Regions from separate parts of the Homo sapiens genome. Here region 1 is linked to region 2. Evidence: chromatin contacts called from ENCODE Hi-C or POLR2A ChIA-PET data. All regions are on one chromosome and are shown on one strand. The core of a region is the stretch at or near the end of the contact, and the rest is flanking DNA. Distances in the headings are between cores, read along the strand shown.

Region 1 (3,454 bases), core at 13-2,512, 5.4 Mb after region 2:
TACTGCGATTGCCTAATTTATTTTTGTATCTCCAGTTCTACATACAGTACCTGGCAAACAGTAGGCGCTCAATAACTGCGAAATGAACAAGTCCATGTCAAGAGACTAGGCTGGGAGTTTTAATATCAATGCCGACTGAGAAACAAAATACGGAAATGTCAAGGGCTGGTATAAAAATAATCTCTAATAGCACAAAATCCTCCTGAAGGGAACACCTGTCCCACTTTCTCACGTTGCTTTCCAGGTTCTTCCGACACCCCAATTTCCCGCCCACTCTTCTCCCTCCGGGGTACAGGTCAGGCAGGTATCCCAGCTCGGCGGCTCTGATAGGTCGGCGATGATTTCATTGTTAGGGAACATCCGGGCCTTTCCCCTCCCCGCAACACCTCCCCAGAGCCCGGCCTTCCCAGTTTCCCACTCTCGCCTGCGCCCCACCCGCGGCTGAAGCAAAACAACCGCCTCTCCCCTGCCCACTTCTTGTCCTCGTCTGAGTCGTCCCTTCCCGTCTCCACGCCGAAGAGAGGCGTTTAGATCCTCCAATGAGGGCCTAGGAGGACTTTCTTAGCCAATCAGTAGCCAAGCCCCTGCAATTCCGGGTGGGACCAGGCGTCCACACCTATAGCTGGACTGCTCGTTGGTCCCTTATGGCGCTTCTTTTACGCGAGGCTTAGAGGTCAAATACAAGGGGGCACGGTCCTCACAGAACGGAAAGGATCCGTACAGACTCTCCGGGTTTGACCGTTTTCTAGGACGAACCAATCGCTTTCCAGATACTTCCCCGCCTTTTGCGCGTTCATTTGAAAAAAGCCGGTGTGACGGACTTGGAAATTGGCTCAGTGACTGACCCGCAAGAAAGCCAGTGACTGGGGGTTCGGATCACGAGTTGGACCAATAAGAAAAGACAATCGCTGGGGCCGGGGCTTTGCTAGGAGGAGCGCAGGTGGGCGTTATTTGATTGACGGAGGGCTCTACTTATGGCTGGTAGCGGGGGCTGGTCCCTGACGTTCGGGAGGTAGGACCTAGCGGAGGCGGGGCCGAATAAAGTAAATGGTAATAAAGGGTTGGGTCTCACTTAGTGGGCGGTGTTTGATGGACAGCTGACCTTGCCTATTGAAAGTAGCCACTGATGCCCAATGGGAAATTAGAAACCCAGAGGCGGGGCCGGGTGGGCGGGGTAAACGAAGTACGGAGGTGCCGAGGGAGCAGCACGGGGAGGGGGAGCGGTGATTGACAAGACTCCCAGCAAACCGGGGGCCGTGAGAGGGCGCGCGGCATCCCAGTGGGTGGCAGCTGGAGGCGGGGCACCCTGAGGGGCGGGGAAGGACTAGGGTGCGGGGAGGGGGTTGCAAAAGGAGCCGAGCGGCTTCTGCTCAATGGCGGAAAAGCCGCCGGTGCTCTGACGGCCTCGTTCCCCTAGCAGTTGCGGGGGAGTTTCCTGCCGGCGCGGCTGGAGTCTCTGATTCTCAGGGTTCGGTGGTTGGAAGATGCTCCAGAGAGACGAGGCTGCGGCGGAGGAGGTGGCGGCGGCCGAATCGGCAACGGCGCTAGGGTGGAGAGAAGGCGGCATCGGCGGCGGCGGCGGCGTGAGGGGCCGGGCGGTGTAAACAGCCCCGGAGGCGGCGGTCGAGACCCCGAGGGGGAAGCGGCGGCTGAGTCAGGGTCGCGCCTCCGTTGGAAACTTGGGCTGAGTACCGCGGCGGGCGCGAGCGAGGCGCCCTAGACATCTTCTCCCTCCCTTGCCTCAGGTAAGGCCGCCCGGCACCCCGCCGGAGGGGAAGCGGCTGACCGGCCGCGCCGCCGAGGCCCCGGGCCCTGGGCAGGTTTTCGCGGTGCTGCCGAGCCGCGGCCGGGGCCTCTGTCCTTCCGAATCCTCGCTGCTTTCCCTGCTGCCGCGGAGCCTAGGCAGGGGAACGCCGGGCCTGGCTCTCGGGTATAGGCCCCTTCCCCGGCCGCCGCCTCCGCTGGGCTGAGGTCTGGGAGAGGCGCAGGGAGAGAATGGGAGTTTGCTGGAACGCCTGGAAGCTGACTGATTCTCTCTTCCCTCCGCTTCAGTCTGCAAGCATCTCTTTCACACGAAAGCACTGGGGCTACCCCAAGCCTTGGCGCTTCTCTTCCTGGTGCATGCCCTGTTTGAAAACACTATCTTTTACCATTCGTTTCCTCATCAGCTTCTGCCCTACTCTGCGCTCCACTTCACTTCCTTGTTAAATCGTCTTTCTCTGCTGTCTATGCGTTCTACCCTCGCCTTCCCTCCTTAGTGGCTTTAAATTGTGTGTTTCTCTTTTCTTCGTACCCCGGCATCTCTTGCCTGTCTTCCCTAGCACCATCCTTTTCGGATGTCATTCCTAACAGTGAAGTTCTTAATTGAAACTGCCACTTATTGTCAGTACCCCAAATCTACCGGAGCCCCATTAAGAGTATAGACTGACTAGCCATATGTGGTAAATCAGTTTTTCATAGTTTAAGCCTAACAACCTTGAAAAAATTGTATTATTAAACGTAAAGTGTGAAAATAACACCGAAAATAATTTTTTAAATGAAGGACTCAGTGAGTGTTGGAAATAGTTATTTCTTCATTTTTTAAACTTGCATGACCTCTCATATCAGATTTAGCAGATCTGGGACGTTTGCCCATCTTATTCGGCAAAAAAAGTGCTTCTTAGGCGTTTGATAGCAGCCCAAATTCATCAATATTCAATTTCTTCTAAGAACAACTTGAAAACTTTTTTAAAAAGAGACGTTAATAACTGGGAAGTTGTTTTGATAGTCACAGTTAAAGAGCTTTTAAAATAGGCTCCACATGTTTAATGTATCAAAATAAAGTTGGCAGGCATGTTGTAAAAGGATTATTTAGGAATTTGAGTAGTCTTAGTGTTATGTAGCTATTTTAGGAAAAACATTCTTTTTCTGTTAACAAACGTTTACAACTACGGTGATGTGAGAATTACTGAGGCTTACTGTGGGATTAACACAGGAACTGTCTTTATTTGAGCTACTGCATGGATGAAGAAGTGGTAAATTGTTCAGAGTAGACAGTGTAAGTCACAGTATGTTCTAGGAGATGGAGAAACATGCCATGGACGCTGAATGTTAATAGATGTTATTTCATTTACTTTCTCTGTTGTGCAATAGCAAAGTTCCTATTGTTGGCCTACTTTTAAATGGGGCATTTCTAAGTAAATAGTGAGACAAGTTATTCTAATTATTATGATAGTCTTTTCCAAGTGTACAGGCCTTTTAAAAATATAGTTGAAGTAATGGTAATTTTTTAAGGAAATGTTTTTGTAGGTCTGCCAAATGGACAGTGTGTTGTTCTAATCGAAATTTTAAAATTAAGTATTTAGAACAGAATATTTTAGTCCACACATTTTCAGGGATAATCTTTATTTTGTGCTTCTTCTCTCAATGCCTTCTTTGTCTTTTTTTTTGTCTTAATGGTTGTTGTGTTTTCGCC
Region 2 (3,109 bases), core at 98-2,597:
TTTCCATCCAGTCCTCGTACTGCATCTTCTGCATCTCTAGGATCTTCGAATTCCACAAAGGCAAATCCTGGAGGATTTCTCGCAATCCATACAGTTCTTAAAGGACCATAATAACTGAAAGCCCTTTCTAACTCTCCTTTGCCAGCGCCAGTTCCCAGGTTACCAACATACACCTTGGTTTCTGTTTAAAAACGCAAATAGAAGAATGCACGTTACGCAAAATCTGGCCCAAGTTTCAATTACTTATTTGCCTTAAAACGGGCCATCCTCAAGATTGGGTAAAGCACATTTAATGCCCTCTATCCAAGACAAAACTTAGTCGTAAAACTGGTGAAAGTCCGCAAATCCCTGAGAAACTAGACTTTTGACAAAATTCTTAACGTTCTAAATAATGCGGGGTGACCCTCCCGAACACAAGCAGAAACGCGTGGTAGGATACACCGAGGCGTGGGGCGGAACCTGGCCCGGCCCCACCCATGAGTCCCGGCAGCCCCGGGCGCACCGGGAGCGCGCGGGCCCGCAGCGGCAGCGGCGTCGGCGGCGGGAGGGCCTCGGTAGGGGCCGGGCCAGGAGAGCAGGGCTGCGCCGGCTCTCGTCCTCCGCGGCAAACGTCCCAGGCACAGGCTCGCCCAAGACTCCAGCTCCCCGCCCCAGAGCCATAAACCGCGCTGGAAATAACTAAAAAAAACCCAGCCGCCAGTCGCAGATTACGTCCCCATTCCCATTCCGCAATTTAACCGATTGTTTGACGAGAACATGCAGCTCACAGCTGCCAATTTCGTTCTATCTCAAACACAACCACGATCTTACAGCTGCGGCCAGATCTGTCCGCTGAAGTGGCGGGAAAGCGCTGAGGAAATGCGCCACCACGGTCCTCAATGTGCGCAAAATGGCAGCCGCCGCCGAGGGCGGGGGGGGAGGGGGGCCGGCGGGCAGCTCCGAGAAAGGCAACGCGAAAACCGTCATCTCAACCCTGCTTTAGGCTGGATTGGGCCACAAAAATGCCCAAGAGTACGGAACTCGGCAGAGATGTACACCCGCCATCCCGTCTCCCTTCAGCACCCCGCCTCCGCTGCCTCCGGCTTCGTCTGGCGTGCTCCTAAGCCGCCATTACGCACGCGGAATAACCGTCTCCCAACCTCCGCGACAACCCTACGGCCTCGCAGTGCTCACTACACCCACACCAACGTCCCTCACCGGACTCCAGCTTCTTACCTCCTCCGTACCGCCCGTAACGCGACATGATGACAGACCCGCGTGCTCGGCTCTTTAGCAAGCAGCGCCCAGGGCTCGAGTGACGCAAAAGCTGACACACACCTTCACCCGCCAAGAGTCCCGGCGGCACTACGAGGAAGAGCCCGGGTTCGCGTTTATATATGCGGCCGCTGCGCTTTGCGCATGCGTCATCTCGTTGTTCTGCGCGGCACAAAGGAGCTGGGCGGAAACAGCCAAGAAACGACGCGGAAGGAACTGAAGAGACTAACACGCGGGTCATGGGCGGAGGGATACGTTTCTATGGGAACGCCACGATCTCTCCAGTAAACCTGAGGCCTTCCCCATGCTGTCCCGCCCCCTCCTCTCCCCGTTTTCTACACCCTCCTTGTCTTCTTTCCCGTCTCCCTACCCTCTGCCTCCTTTCGTTTTTCCCCAGGCTAGGGACCCTCAGCCTTAACAATCTTAGTACGGATGCATTAGACCGGCCTATGAAAGGCTGTACAATTTAACCGCTGATGTTGCAGCCGTCGCGCCCTTCTGCTGGGGGACCTGGCCTAGTCAGCTACTCTGATCTTTGGGGCTCATCAGAGGTAATCGAAGGTTTGGCCATGGTGAAAAGTCCATGAACCCCGCCATTCTGAGTAGTGGTTTTTACACCATAGACCTTGACGCACCCTGGGACTGGTGGTAAAGCCTCCTGTCCTACACGCCCCCTCCAACTTCTTTTGAACCAGTCACCAGTTTGCACCACCACGGTCTGAGTTCTTGGAGTCTGAAAGACAAAGGAATAGAGCTGTGGGGTCCCGCTCCCCCCTCCCCCCTTTATATTGAAATTGTGACAAAACCCTGAATGTTTAAAGCATTTTGGCCAGTGACAATTTGGAAATTATTTGCATCTGAAGCTCAAAGTAACTGATTTGCTTTTCCTAATGCTTTCTGCTTTGTAACACGTGTGATCCACCAATACTCCGATCCTGAGGACTGGGACTCCTAAGTCATCTTTGTGTATCTCCACTCAGTGGAAATAGCAGCCTTGCTGCTCAGCCACTCAACAGTACCAAATAAATGCAAAACTTCTTTACATTAGAATTGCTCTAGACACCAACTACAAATAGAGAAAAAGTTCTTTTTTGCTAGAAACATAGACATTACATCGTAAATTCTTGGAATACACAAAAGTTGGAAATGTACATAAAAAAAGACATTTAGGTATTTGCATTTTTATCTTTTTCGTCTTTTGCAACTTCATTTGGTGAGTATAGGTGTGGAATGGAGAGTACAGGGAAAGCAGGCCTAGTTGGTGAATAAAGCATGGATTCTTTCCAGGTCATGCTATGATTTTATGCATATTTTTTACGTTGATTAAGTTATGGAGAGAATTAATCTCTCTCAGGAAGATCTCTAAGAAGAAAATAGAAGCTCTGTAGAGTATATGTGTTCTCCCTTAGTCTTGGTGATTTTTTTCTTAACAAGGTTCTTCTCAAAAGAAACAATAATTATAAAGATCTATAGGTTCTTCTCAAAAGAATTAAACAATAATTATAAAGACTATATAGGGGCCAGGCGCAGTGGCTCACGCCTGTAATGCCAGCACTTTGGGAGGCCGAGGCGGGCGGATTGCCTGAGCTCAGGAGTTTGAGACCAGCCTGGGCAACACAGTAAAACCCTGTCCCTACTAAAATACAAAAAATTAGCCTGGCGTGGTGGCGTGTGCCTGTAGTCCCAGCTACTCCGGAGGCTGAGGCAGGAGAACTGCTTGAACCCAGGAGGCGGAGGTTGCAGTGAGCTGAGATCGTGCCACTGCACTCCAGCCTGGGCGACAGAGCAAGACTCCATCTCAAAAAAAAAGATTATATGGTATCTGAAAGATAAAATATAAATTCTGTAAAGCCTC

The links. A loop is a pair of places that touch in the nucleus more often than their neighbours do. ChIA-PET counts read pairs that join two places held with the same protein, here RNA polymerase II (POLR2A). Pooled maps may share reads with other maps.
Region 1: a map of CD8-positive, alpha-beta T cell shows a loop between it and region 2 (18-fold over the local background). The contact joins the promoter of PPM1B-DT here to the promoter of SRSF7 in region 2. A Hi-C loop is called at or near these places in 2 of 168 maps with a recorded cell type or tissue (CD8-positive, alpha-beta T cell and naive thymus-derived CD4-positive, alpha-beta T cell) and 8 of 50 pooled maps. POLR2A ChIA-PET finds 5 or more read pairs at or near these places in 1 of 52 experiments (CD4-positive, alpha-beta T cell).

What each region holds. Positions count from the first base shown.
Region 1 is chr2:44,167,530-44,170,983 of GRCh38, forward strand. PPM1B-DT (PPM1B divergent transcript) reads right to left here and starts at 1,263. Exons shown (of 2, transcript XR_940034.3): 1 at 1-1,263. PPM1B (protein phosphatase, Mg2+/Mn2+ dependent 1B) reads left to right here and starts at 1,346. Exons shown (of 6, transcript NM_002706.6): 1 at 1,346-1,745. RefSeq lists silencers at 1,047-1,376, 1,697-1,906.
Region 2 is chr2:38,750,014-38,753,122 of GRCh38, forward strand. SRSF7 (serine and arginine rich splicing factor 7) reads right to left here and starts at 1,348. Exons shown (of 8, transcript NM_001031684.3): 1 at 1,216-1,348; 2 at 1-181. The coding sequence starts at 1,243. RefSeq lists silencers at 433-622, 833-932 and an enhancer at 1,793-1,852.